Linked DNA regions of Homo sapiens: region 1 is linked to region 2. The links are chromatin contacts, found by Hi-C or POLR2A ChIA-PET in ENCODE. All regions are on one chromosome and are shown on one strand. Each heading gives the region's core, a stretch centred on a gene start or an enhancer-like site at or near the end of the contact. The rest is flanking DNA. Distances are from core to core; before and after follow the strand shown.

The links. Hi-C counts contacts between places; a loop is a spot of excess contacts on that map. ChIA-PET counts read pairs that join two places held with the same protein, here RNA polymerase II (POLR2A). Pooled maps may share reads with other maps.
Region 1: a loop to region 2 is called in a map of sigmoid colon, with 4 times the contacts of the local background. The contact joins the enhancer-like site here to the promoter of ULK2 in region 2. A Hi-C loop is called at or near these places in 1 of 168 maps with a recorded cell type or tissue (sigmoid colon) and 10 of 50 pooled maps. POLR2A ChIA-PET finds 5 or more read pairs at or near these places in 1 of 52 experiments (H1).

Annotation. Positions count from the first base shown.
Region 1 is chr17:20,118,149-20,125,097 of GRCh38, reverse strand. All of the region lies in intron 3 of SPECC1 (sperm antigen with calponin homology and coiled-coil domains 1), which reads right to left. Among named protein-coding and RNA genes, the nearest start is that of SPECC1, 110 kb to the right of the region's middle. RefSeq lists a silencer at 1,929-2,154. Within about 2 kb of position 3,553, at least 4 of the 41 ENCODE cell types and tissues checked have a DNase peak (open chromatin) inside an H3K27ac peak, as active enhancers do.
Region 2 is chr17:19,864,789-19,871,778 of GRCh38, reverse strand. ULK2 (unc-51 like autophagy activating kinase 2) reads left to right here and starts at 3,843. Exons shown (of 27, transcript NM_014683.4): 1 at 3,843-4,451; 2 at 5,951-6,043; 3 at 6,935-6,976. The coding sequence starts at 4,362. RefSeq lists silencers at 3,790-4,379, 4,460-4,639 and an enhancer at 4,218-4,726.

The sequences.
Region 1 (6,949 bases), core at 2,304-4,803, 250 kb before region 2:
CGCCATTCTCCTGCCTCAGCCTCCCGAGTAGCTGGAACTACAGGCGCCCACCACCATGCCTGGCTGATTTTTTGTATTTTTAGTAGAGACGGGGTTTTACCGTGTTAGTCAGGATGGTCTCCATCTCCTGACCTCGTGATCCGCCCACCTCGGCCTCCCAAAGTGCTGGGATTACAGGCATGAGCCACCGCGCCTGGCCTGCAATTTTTAAAATGGCAAAAATCACAATTACTTTTTTGCACCAATCTAATACAATAAATTATGTAAGATATTCAACACTTTATTATAAAATAGGCTCTGTGTTAGATGATTTTGCCCAAATGTAGGCTCATATGAGTGTTCTGAGCCTGTTTAAAGCAGGCTGGGCTCAGCTATGATGTTCGGAAGGTTAAGTGCATTAAATGTGTTTTCAACTTAGCATATTTGCAGCTTATGATGAGTTTATCTGGAAGTAACCGATGAAGTAAGTGGAGGAGCATCTATACCGAATCTGAAATTTTTTTTATCACAAAATATACTCATTGATAAATGACCTCTCTAAAATTATGAAAACAAGAACAAACTCATTCCTGGCATTCTGTGATTTTCCAGGTTCTCATCTCCAAAGCGATTCAGCCCCACCTGCCCCAGGCCCCTCCCTTGAGTCCCCAACACTTCTTCAGGGCCCTTCAGAACTCACAGTGAAATCAACATTTCCCATAGGCTGAGCTCTCTGAATGTCCCCTCACTTCCACAGCTGGATGAATCCCACCACTGCCTTCCCAAGGCCAGTCTGTTCATTTTCTCACATTTCCCAAACTGAAGGTCTCGCTGTACCTCATACCTATGACTGTTGCTTCCCCCCGTCTGTTCCCCTCCCCACTGTAAACAGACACCTTCCATTTCTGCAGTTCACACAGCAGGACCTGGCATCCTCTTCCCCTCCCTGTTGCCATCTACACATCCCCACCCCATTCTCCCCATTCCCTGACATCCCTGGCTCATGGCCCTCCTCCTTCTGTGGCATCCAAGAAACTGACCCACCCACCTTCCGGCCTCTCAACTCCAAAACTTCCAACATCCCCTTCCTCCACTCTCACCCCAGCAAGCCAACCCATCCATGGTTTTCTTTCAGCCCCTGTTTCCTAATCTGCAAGTCCTGGTACCAATATTTATATCCCATGGACTTGGACAGTCTGCTTAATCTCTTTATGCCTCAGTCTCCTGATCTATAAAATGGGAATGATAATAAGGATACTATTTCATAGGGCTGTAGTAAAGACTAAAGGAGACCATATTCATCGCACACTGAGAACAGTGGTTAGCACATAGTGAGCAAAGAATGCTAGTCACCGGTAATAGTAATTCTACAACAGGTAAAGATGATGAGGGAAGAAAACAAGTCTCCCTACCTGAGACAAACAGAGTAGCAGAAAAAAGAACTCTGGAGTCGGACCTGGGTTTGAATTTGGGAACACTACCTATCCTGGAGCTTTCGCTTCTTCACATGTCAGATGGGGATAAGAATACTTACCTTCCATGTTAGACGAGTTCCCCTCCTCATGTCAGAGAGGACAGAGTTATTCCCTCCTCATGTCAGAGAGGACAGGTGTCTCAGGTTGGAGCCTCAGGCATTACCTGGTTGTGATGCAGGTAACTGGGAGCATGCAGGGGTCCAGGTATCAGCGAGGACACTGACAGTTTCTTGGCAGTGAGCCAATCACGACTGCTTGCCCTTACTGATCACCATCTGAGATGTCTGAGATTCTGCAAGCATCAGAGTTTGGCCACAGTAAAACTAGCCCTTCACATTTATTTTGCCTTTTAGAAAACACTGATATCAGTTTAAAATAGTGACATGTCTTTGGATCCCACGTGTGCTATATAAAGAAACATCTAAATGGGCACTTCCATGTCTCGTGGTTTTAAAAATGTTTTAAATGTGGCTACATGAACCTCCTTCTAGCCGACTGCTGTCTCCAGAAGAGATCCACGTTCACTCCTCATCCCTTGGGAAGGCCCATCAGATTTCATCTCACTCATCCCACTGCTAACATGAGCAGAAATCTTACCCTACACCAACTTTACAATCCATCAGGAGAATCCAGCAATCCCACTTCCAGGTATATACCCTCAAAAAGTCAAAGCAGTGTCTCAAGGAGATATCTGTACACCTGTGTACAGAGCAGCATTATTCACAATAGCCAAAAGGTAGAAATAGGCCAAGGGTCCTTCAACAGGTGAATGGATAAAGAAGATACGGTATATCCAGACAAGGAAATATTATTTAGCCTCAAAAACGAAGGAAATTCTGACACATGCTACAGTGTGGATGTACCTTGAGGATATTATGCTGAGTGAAATAAGCCGGTTGCAAAAGGACAAACACTGTGTGATGCCACTCCTATGAGGAACTGAGAGCAGTCAGATTCAGAGACAAAGAACAGAATGGTGCTTGCCGGGAGCTGAGGGAAGGGGAATGGGAAGCGAGTGTTTAATGGGGACAGAGTTTCACTTTGAGAAGATGAAACAGTTCTGGAAATGGAAGGTGGTGATGGTTGTACAACAATGTGAATGAACTTAATGCCGCTGAACTGTACACTTAAAAATGATTATGTGTATTTTTCCACAATTCAAAAACCAGGAAAGTTGAGAGCCAGCTGGCTCTCCCCTTCAGAATATATCCAGACGCAGCTGCTGTTCCCCGGTGCCATGGCTGCCAGCCCAGCCCAGGTCACTTCTTTCCTAGACCACAGCCCTAGCCTCCAAGCTGGTCTGCTTACCCCATCTGTCCACTCTCAACAAGCAGCCCAAAGCAGTCCTTTTAAAATGAGGTTGGGTCATATCACTGCTCTGTGCAAAACCTTGCAAAAGTTCCCCAGTGGAGTCAAGAGTAAAAAATCCAAAGTCCTGACAGTGACTCGCAAGCTCCCCCATCTTTCTATCCTCCTCCCCAACTGCTTGTTCACTCTGCTGCGGCCCCACTGGTCTTCCTGCCACTCCCTTGACGTGGGGGACACGGGCCAGCCGTCATCTCTGCCTGGAATGTCCACCACTCCAGCTGTTCACCTGGCTTTCTCATCTCTCCCACGTCTTGCTCATGTACCTTTATGAAGGCAGGGATGTTTGTCCTGCTCACTCATATAGTCCTTTTGCCTAGAACAGTGCCAGGCACATGGTAGCCACTCAAAGATATTTGTTGAATTAATCAATAAATACAAGCATTGTTTCTAAAGTCAGAAACATTTGTCAGAACCAGAACTTGTAGCAGAGGAGAAGGTGGGTGCTTTTGACAAGGCTGCCACCTAGTGGCTGGATTCCTTGACAGCCTTCTGGGGGTTCCACAACCTTTCACTTGACCCTGGGGCAGGCAGGGAGGACCCTGCACACAAGGAACCTCCTCATTCTCTAAAAGCCACACCACTGTGTAACATGAGATACACACAAAGGACACCTCAGGGAGAAAAAGAATAATAAGAACTGGAATCCAGGCCAGGCGCAGTGGCTCATGTCTGTAATCCCAGCACTTTGGGAGGCCAAGGCAGGAGGAGCCCAGGAGTTCAAGACCAGCCTGGGCAACATGGCGAGACCCCGGTGGTGTGCACCTGTAGTCCCAGCTACTCGAGAGCTGGGGCAGGAGGATTGCTTGAGCCCAGAAGTTGGAGGCTGCAATGAGCTATGATTGCACCACTGCACTCCAGCCTGGACAACAGAGCAAAACTCCGTCTATAGAAAAAACAACAACAACAAAAAAAAGAATTCAGAATTCTTTTTTGGAATTCAGATAAGTGAATAATATTAATGAAATAAAACCAATTAGAAAAAGTGGATGTTCCATATGGAAACCTGTGGTGGGCACGGGAGAGAAAAAGTAAAACTGGTTTGACCTTTCCAAAGCCAAGGTTCCTGGTCTAGATAAAATAACCATGCTCTTCCTATGGCTATTGTGAGCATGAATAGAGACAGCAGCTCAGAGAAGCCGGCACAGTGCAGGCAGGTGGCAGGGCTCAAAAATAGAAGCCCCTTTTGTGATTTTTGCTGTGTTCTTGCTATTGTTGGAGCAAACTTTGGCATAGCCCCAGAGAACAGCATAAGGCCTGGAAACCAGAAACTGGAAATAGTCTTGAAAAGAATGAGGAAGCTCATGCCTCCCCATTCAAGCAGTTCCAATACCACCCATGACAGATGGCAAGTTGGCGCCCTAGGCAAGGCTGAGACAATAATATAATTATTACGACCAAAAGATTACATGATTTCTCCTGGAGTAGATTTCAGGGATTCTCCCTGAGGACAGATCAGCTCCCAGGAAAGGGTGCAATAAAATATAGGCTGACTATAGATTTAATTCTTGTAAGTTCAAAATCACAACACTGTATTAAAATTTCATGACAAAAATCTTTCTCAAAATTAATACAATTGAAATAAAATATAGATAATACCATGCTATGCATCGTAGAAAACTTGTCCCCAAGTCAAAAGTACAAAAACTAAGTCTTGCATGGCATAAAAAGAATTCTGCCCCCTACAAGTCTAATATATAGTTGATTTCCTGTGAAAAGAAATTTCCTCTGAAAGGAAATCAACTATATATTGCCAGAAGTCCCCCAATTTCCTTTAATTTTATTCTTTTCCTTCACAGCTGAGCCTATAGAAAATTGGTTTAAGTCCAGTGAACATCTAATTTCTAACACACTAAATAATTTCCATCTTTGTATCAACTGTATTTTTTTTTTGAGACTGAGTCTCACTGTGTTGCCCAGGCTCGAGTGCAGTGGCACAATCTCGGCTCACTGCAGCCTCCACCTCCCAGGTTCAAGAGATTCTTCTGCCTCAGCCTCCCAAGTAGCTGGGATTACAGGCACCCGCCACAACACTTGGCTAATTTTTTTCTATTTTTAGTAAAGAAGGGGTTTCGCCATGTTGGCCAGGCTGGTCTCCAAATATCTCAGGTGATCCGCCTGCCTCGGCCTCCCAGAGTGCTGGGATTACAGGCATAAGCCACCCCACCCGGCAGTACTGAGATTTTAAAACCCAAGCTTATTACTACAGGGTGAGTATCCCTTATCCAAAATGCTCAGGACCATAAGTGTTCTGGATTTCTGATTTTTTATTTTGGAATATTTGCATTATACTTACCAGTTCAGCATCTCTAATCCAAAAATCCAAAATCCAAAATGCCCCAGTGAGCATTTCCTTTGAGCATCATGTCAGTGCTCAAAACATTTCAGATTTTGAAGCATTTGGGATTTTGAATTTTTGGATTTGGGATGTTCAGCCTGTACAACTAGTTGCTGTAATCCCAACCAGCACTTTCATTTTCCTCGTTTTCACGCATGTAAAATAGACAAAATGCAATCAAATATTGAAATGATTACCGAAACAATACTATACAACTGTAGAGGTGATAACACCTGCAACAGACAGGCACTGCATACCACTGCTCCTAATGGTCTGTCCTAATAGACTGGTATTCACCTATTCCAAATGAGGCAGTCTGGGGACAGCATGACAATGTACAAAAGTATCAGCTGTCCAAAGGTGCTACAAAAATGTTGAGGACTACTGACATTTAAAAATAAAAGCTCTTGGCTGGGTGTGGTGGCTCACGCCTGTAATCCCAGCACTTTGGGAGGCTGAGGCAGGTGGATCACCTGAGGTTGGGAGTTCAAGACCAGCCTGACCAACATGGAGAAACCCGATCTCAACTAAAAGTACAACATTAGCTGGGCGTGGTGGCGCAAGCCTGTAATCCCAGCTACTCAGGAGGCTGAGGCAGGAGAATCACTTGAACTCAGGAGGCGGAGGTTGTGGAGCGCCATGGCACTCCAGCCTGGGCAACAAGAGCGAAACTCCGTCTCAAAAAATAAAATAAATTTAAAAAAATAAAAGCTTCAGAAACAAAATGTAATTTTCAAATTCAACCCTATTAACTCAAATAATTTAATTTCACTTAAATGAAGTAACTGACAAACAATTTGTATAACTAGGAGAATAATAACTGTCACTTACTTTTCATTACAGTCTATATAAATTATTCACAGACCTTTTTCCCAACATCACTGTATAGTAGATATGTAGTTATTTCCTTCCTTTGACAAATAAAGGATGCCAATGCCCCTTGGGGCATGGGAACTTGTCTACTTTAGGAGCCAATATGAAACCAAGGTCTTTTCCTAGAATCCTGTGCAAAGGAGCAGATGCTATAAGCAAACAATAAAAAAAAATCCACCAACAAATGGCTAAAGAACACTACAAAAGGCAAGTAGAAGAGGAAGGATTTTGTGAAGGCAAAAAAAAGTTTAGTTTATATTTATATTGTCTAAATTTATGTTGTATTTACCTTGTTTTTAATTTTGTATAGCAATGTATGCATATGTTTAAAATGTTCAAACAGCACAGGAAAATCTAAAATGAAAAAATTTTCCTCTGCCACTATCAATTCTGCTAACTCTCCTCAAAGATAATCATTCTGACATCCTTCCAGGAAAAAAAAGTTGATTTTAATAATTAATATATACTTCTAAAACCAAAACCAAATTAAGGTTATACCATATGCACCATATTATTTTCCCCACTTAGTAATGTATATTGGAAATCTTTCCCTATCAGTACACACAAATCTACTGTATTCATTTTCATGCCTGTATACTATTCTACTGCACCAAAATCACATTGTTCAACCAGCCCTGTATGAATACATACTTAGGTTGTTTCCCATATTATACTATTATAAATAATCATGCAACTGAACTTGCTCATACATGTTGGCATCCTTTTCCAAGAATATCAGTAACCGTTAAGTGCTAAATAATAGAAATGCTTGGTGAAAGATTAAATTAAGATTTAGATAGATATTACCAACTTGTCCTTGTGCATCAACCATATGTGGCTCTTTACACCCTTAATGACACCAGAAATGATAAACTGTTTTAATTTTTGCTAATGTATTAGCGGAAATTATATATCTAAT
Region 2 (6,990 bases), core at 2,594-5,093:
CTGGCTATTCTCCTGCATCTTGGAATGCCTCCCTGCCCAGCAGAATATTTCTCACATTTATTTTCACAGGATACCTTTTATCATCAGAACATTTCTATAGCACTGGATGATAAACTAAACAGTTTATATTAGAATTTATATTAGTAATTAATTTTTTTTTAAGACAGTGTCTCATTTGTCACCTAGGCTGGAGTGCAGTGGTGCGATCCCGGTTCACCACAACCTCTGCCTCCCGGGTTCAAGCAACTTTCCTGCCTCAGCCTCCCGAGTAGCTAGGATTACAGGCGAATGTCACCACACCTGGCTAGTGTGTGTGTGTGTGTGTGTGTGTGTGTGTGTGTGTGTGCATGTGTGTGAGATGGATTTTTGCTCCTCTCATCCAAGCTGGAGTGCAATGGTGCAATCTTGGTTCACTGCAACCTCCGCCTCCTAGGTTCAAGTGATTCTCCTGCCTTAGCCTCCCGAGTAGCTGGGATTACAGGCACACACCACCACGCTCGGCTACTTTTTGTACTTTTAGTAGAGATGGGGTTTCACCATGTTGGCCAGGCTGGTCTGGAACTCCTGACCTCAGGTGATCCACCCACCTCAGTCTCCCAAAGTGCTGGGATTATAGGCGTGAGCCCCTGTGCCTGGCCTATATTAGTAATTAATTTTACCTCTCATTGCAGTTACTGTTTTTCTATTTACTAACTGGTATTGAAACATTTCAACAGTTAAGCATGTTTAGACACACATGCATATGCACACACAGGACAAATTAAGAACAATGAACATGAATCAAATTGGCAATTTCCAGTGATTTTAGAGGTAAACTAGAAATCTGCCCTGGCCTCCATTCTCAAATGAAGCCTAAATTTGACCTAGGGTGAACACTTCCTGGGGTGCCTATGTGGCCCCTGCTTCTGGGGACTCAGAACACCCACAGGCTTGTGTTGGGGGCAGCCATAGTTACATGATCCTGCCTTCCTCAGTCCCATTCCTGGCTTCCGATGATTGTTCAGGGCCCAGCACCCAGCTGAAGTTAGGTTGATCAGAATCCCCTCCTTAAGAATTTGGTGGCTGGGCCCAGTGGCTCACGCCTGTAATCTTAGCACTTTGGGAGGCCGAGGCAGGCGGGTTACCTAAGGTCAGGGGTTCAAGATCAGCCTGGCCAACATGGTGAAACCCCGCCTCTACTAAAAAAGCAAAAAAAATTTTAGCTAGGTGCAGTGGCACGCAACTGTAATCCCAGCTACTTGGGAGGCTGAGGCAGGAGAATCGCTTGAACCTGGAAGGCGGAGGTTGCGGTGAGCCGAGATCGTAACACTGTACTCCACCCTGGGCGACAGAGCAAGACTTCGTCTCAAAAAAAAAAAAAATTTGGTTTGGAGACTGGGGCTGCCATTGCCACCATGTAGGAGATCTCAGGCAAGAGAACAAAGCAGGGGCACAGACGGAAGGCAGTTCTCTTTGAGATCCTGGTTCTGCGGGTAGTTTGCTTTTGAAGCCCAACTTTGAACTCTGAGAAGCACACCTGTATCTTTATCTACATTCTTTATTTTTCACTTTATCACATTTGACGTTTGCTATTTGCTACCAACATAGTCCTAACTAAACATTTTTTAGCAAAGCACCCCCTGCCTCCTGCCCCCACTTCTTTTCTGACTCTTGAGGTCAGAAATCCTGCACATTTTGCTTTTCAAATGGATATGTCCATGGGGCCCATGTTTGGCCTGTGAATACAGGACACGCATGTCCAAACGAAGGGCCTATTGGAGGTTTCTGAAAAATACCTTCATGTGGCCGGGCGCAGTGGCTCACGCCTGTAATCCCAGCACTTTGGTAGGCCGAGGTGGGCGGATCACGAGGTCAGGAGATGGAGACTGTCCTGGCTAACACGGTGAAACCCCGTCTCTACTAAAAACATACAAAAAATTAACCGGGCGTGGTGGCGGGTGCCTGTAGTCCCAGTTACTCCGGAGGCTGAGGCAGGAGAATGGCGTGAACCCGGGAGGCAGAGCTTGCAGTGAGCTGAGATCGTGCCACTGCACTCCAGTCTGGGCGACAGAGCAAGACTCCGTCTCAAAACAAACAAACAAACAAACAAAAAACCTTCATGTGGCTAGGTGAGGTGGCTCACACCTATAATCCCAGCACTTTGGGAGGCCGAAGTGGGCGGATCGCTTGAAGTTGGGAGTTTTGAGACCAGCCTAGCCAACATGGTGAAACCCCACCTCTACTAAAAAAAAAAAAATTAGCCGGGCATGGTGGTGCAGGTCTGCAATCCCAGATACTTGGGAGGCTGAGGCAGGAGAATCACTTGAACCCAGGAGGCGGAGGCTGCAGTGGGCCGAGATCATGCCATTGCACTCCAGCCTGGGCAACAGAGCAAGACTCTGTCTCAAAACAAAAAACAGGCCGGGCGTGGTGGCTCACGCCTGTAATCCCAGCACTTTGAGAGGCCGAGACAGGCTGATCCCTTGAAGTTGGGAGTTTGAGACCAGCCTGGCCAACATGGTGAAACCCCATCTCTACTAAGATACAAAAATTAGCTGGGCGTGGTGGTGCGTGCCTGTAATTCTAGCTGCTTGGGAGGCTCAGGCAGCAGAATCACTTGCACTTGGGAGGCAGAGGTTGCAGTGAACCAAGATTGTGCTACCGCACTCCAGCCTGGGTGACAGAGTAAGATTCTGTCTCAAAAAAAAAAAAAAAAAAAAAAGTAAACAAAAAAATAGACTGTAGAGAATCTTTCAGTGAGGTAAGGAATCATCTCCATCCATTTTTGGGTGTATGTGCAAACTTGCTTAAGTTGCTGTCAACTTTTGAAGGCTCCAGATTTTCAGTGTCTAACACAACCACCTGGGCCAGATGTAAGTAAGGACAGGATAACGTAAGCGTGCACAGTAGCAGAAGCAGAAACTCAAGGCCCTACGTTTTGAGCGTGTGAGGAAGGAGCGTTCTCTCAGAATCCTGGAGCTGACTCTGTCATGGTTCAGAGATCAGCTTGCAGGGACAGGCAGTGGCAGTCGAGGTGGTGACAGACCCCAAAAGCACATACCCTATACAACCGAACACACACTCAAGTGTGGAGCCTGCGTATTCCATGGTAGTTTCAAGCATATTGTTTATTAAATGGTTTCATAAGACACTTCTTTGCGGGAAACCTGACAATCTGTTCCTTGTCACTTGGACAGCTTTAACAATCAGGTAGAAAAGAAAGCTCCCTTCGGCCATGTGAAGTAAGCCCGAGGTCAAACTAGCCTGACACTAGGAGCTCCCAGGAGAACCTTGAAAACGTGTGCGATTCTGAGTCGGTGTGCAGAAACGATTCTCTGCGAAGAGGGCCCTGAGCTGTCACCAGCTTCTCGCAGTCAAGGGACCCCCAAAAGGTGCAGAATCCCGCCTGTCACCGTCCCTCTAGGGATCCTAAGCGAGTAAACCCCGAGAGGCGTCCGAAGGCTGGCAGTTTGGCAGCGTGAACTCTGGTTTTCCAGAGCGCGGGCAAAGCCTGGAGTAGCAGTTGCTCCTTTGCTCTGGCAGGAATCTGGGGGTCTACCCTGCGCAGATAATCCCGTCCTGCCTGCAGCTGGGGTTCAAGACCCGCTTCTCTGAAGTCCGCCTCCCAGCGGCCTGGAGCCCGGGGCGTGGTCGGCTCGAATCTGCTCCCCAGGCCCAGAACGGAGCCCGCAGCCCGTAACCCGCTGTGGCCGCAGCGGGTCGCGCCCTTCGTCCCCGCCTCAGGAGCGGCCGAGGATCTGCCCAGCTGCGGGCGCCAAGCCCTGGCCGCACTCCTTTCCCCGGCGGAGGGAGCCGGCTGGCGCTGCGGCCTTCAAGGCGCGCGGACGTCGCGGAGGGCAGCCAGTCGCGCGGGAGCGGGTAGCGCGCGCGAGGGCGTTGGGCGCCGCCGCGAGGCGGGGAAGCGCGGGGCCGCGGCGGTGCGGGTTCTAGGGCGGCGGCCGTCGCCGTCGCAGCAGCGCCCCGAGCGGGGAGGGCCGAGGAGGCCCGACGAGCTGGGGATGGAGAGTACCGGGCCCCTCACTGCCTCAGAGCGCGTGTGCGGCTCTGGGCGCGCACAGTGACGGTGACGGCACCCCTGGCCCGGCAGCGCCGAGGCCGCTTCGCCAGACAGCCAGCGGCCGGCGGCAGGCCGGGCCATGAGCGGCAGGGGCCGGGCCGGGCCTCGCTGACCCTGGCTCCGCGCGGCAGCTTCCCCAGTTTCCGCTCCGGTCTCTCGGCATGAGAGTCCGCCCGGGCCCGGGGCTGCGGCTGCCCCAGACCCGCCGCACGCTGGCGCGCTCCGGGCCCGCGGAGCCGCGGTGCTGATACCTGCGCCGCACTGCGCCGCCCGCCCGTCCGCTGTGTGCCCCGGGGGCGCGGCCATGGAGGTGGTGGGTGACTTCGAGTACAGCAAGAGGGATCTCGTGGGACACGGGGCCTTCGCCGTGGTCTTCCGGGGGCGGCACCGCCAGGTGAGCGCCGGCCGGGGCGAGGCCGGGCCCCGGGCGGCAGGCACGGGGCTAGGTGGTTCTGAAACTTGGCGCAGCCGCGAGCCGAGACCCCCGACTCGGCTAGCCGCCCGGGTATGCTATTGTGCGCGCAGCCCGTCTCGCCGTTTGTTTTGGTCCTGTGAGGGTTGTTGTGAGGCCCAAGCCTCTGGCAGCGCTCCGCCTACCGACCGGCTGCTGCTGATCCTCCTGTGTGCCCGGGGCCCACCCCGCGGTCCGCCCGCAGGAGCGTTTGCACCCAGGTTACCCTGGACCCAAAATAGACGGTACTGCACCGTGCAGACTCGAGGGTTGGGCGTGAATGGACCTTTGGTTTTTTTCCCCGTGCCCAGGGCTGGTCACTTTTGAGGTTGATAATTACAGACCCAGCGGAAAATGGGCGGATGTCCCATTAGCCTCAGGCTTTCGCAGCCTGGGAGGTGTCACCTTTCCCAGCACTGGTCCCCTGCACCCCGAAGAGCCCCCGTACCGTTTTCCCCCCCGGAGTCAGATAGACGAGCTCCGGGTGAGAAAGGTGGTTGGACAATTCATTTTCAATCACCTTGAACATGAAATCACCTTTAAGCCTTAAAAAAATTGTTTTAAGCCTTTGCTGTTTCGCAAGTACAGTTACACGAGGTTTTAGAATCTAAAGAATTTGGAAAGGCATATCGGGAGTGGAAATAATCTTAAAGGGTGTGGCAGTTCTGATTGTTGCCCAAGGGGCGTGTTAAAAGTGGGCTGACTTTGTTGCTTATCGGATGAAGTAATGCTACTTTTCTTATTTATTTATTTATTTATTTTTGAGACAGAGTCTCGCTTTGTCGCCGAGGCTGGAGTGCCGTGGCGAGATCTCCGCTCACTGCAACCGCTGCCTCCCGGGCTCAAGCGATTCTCCTGCCTCAGCCTCCTGAGTAGCTGGGATTACAGGTGCCCGCCACCACGCCCGCCTAATTTTTTTTTTTTTGTATTTTTAGTAGAGATGGGGTTTCACCACGTTGGCCAGTGTGGTCTTGAACTCCTGACCTCAGGTGATCCGATCTGCCCGCCTCAGCCTCCCAAAGTGCTGGGATTACAGGTGTGAGCCACGGCTCCCGGCCTACTTTTCATTTATTAGGAAAATAATTTAGAACTCAAGCACGGTGTAATCCTTCCAAGCTAACAAATAACTTTTCAATTAACTGTATCACCTTCCAAGTTTATTTCTACATTTGTCCATAACTTTGAAGTGGTTGTGAACTGTTCTTTTTTCATTTAATGTTAGTTACCATGTGGACTTCATATTTGTTATTTTTAGAAGTTGTGTTGTAGGATCTTGGCATATTGCACTATAATTTATGAAATCACTTTCCAATTATTGAAAATAATTCCATTTTTCCCCAATGCCGTACATTTATTTGCCAAAAACACCTTCGCGCTTGTAAATTTTTTTCTGTTATTTATGTGGAATGGTATCTAGGAGTAACACTGTTTTTCCTTTTCAGAAAACTGATTGGGAGGTAGCTATTAAAAGTATTAATAAAAAGAACTTGTCAAAATCACAAATACTGCTTGGAAAGGAAATTAAAATCTTAAAGGTATGTTACTTTATGTAGTAGTATTCATATAAGGTTAAAACTTAATTTAAATGAATACATGCTGCCATCCTTTTCAATTTTGGTAGTTGGGTCCAAGTTTGAGAATTTTCAACTGTTGCTCTCCTTTTTGCATGCTCACTTTTTTAAAACATTGAGTACTCGGAAGCTATTTTTAAGAACCAAAGCTCAGAGGGATTCTGTGAAGACTGAGTTTAGCTTCTCATCATTTCTCTTTTTCCTAGTGACTGTGTTGTTGTTTGAGAAGAGGGCCAGGCAGACCCATCTTGTACATTGTTTTTACCTCTCCTGTTGTCCCCTTTCATGTTACTACTAAGTTTTTTGGGGGGAGTAGGGGTGCTTGGGGTCTTTCTTTAAATTGAAGAAAGTTATATTCCTTGGAGGTGGCCTTTTTAGATCACTCACAACCAGTGTTATCTAAGTGGGATGGTTTGAGAAGATGGTTGAGTACGTTTGGAAAACCCCATTTACTAAATACTTCTTGGAGAGTCACAAAGCCTATGGCTCATTAAAGAAAGTCTGAAAAATTCTACAATGAAGAAACTTGTTTCAAAGTACTTAACCTGGTGTTTTCCAAACTAATACAAGCGTGGAACCCTCATTTAACACCCGATTTCCTCAAAACTGCTTCCTGTGGAGAGCTCTTTTTTAAGAATTGTAGCTCTTTGAGCTAAAAATCATATTTTCTTTCAGTGAGATAATGTGCTTTTTGTTTGATCAGGCACATTTCTTATTCTTTAATTGAATTTTTATAGTCTTAATATAAGTATAATACTAGAAGTGTATGTGTATACTTTAATTTTATTTACATATTAAAATATAGTAAAGTCATTAGAATACTTACATATTTTTCATTCTCAATTTTCTTAATAGGAACTTCAGCATGAAAATATTGTAGCACTCTATGATGTTCAGGTACCTTATTTTGA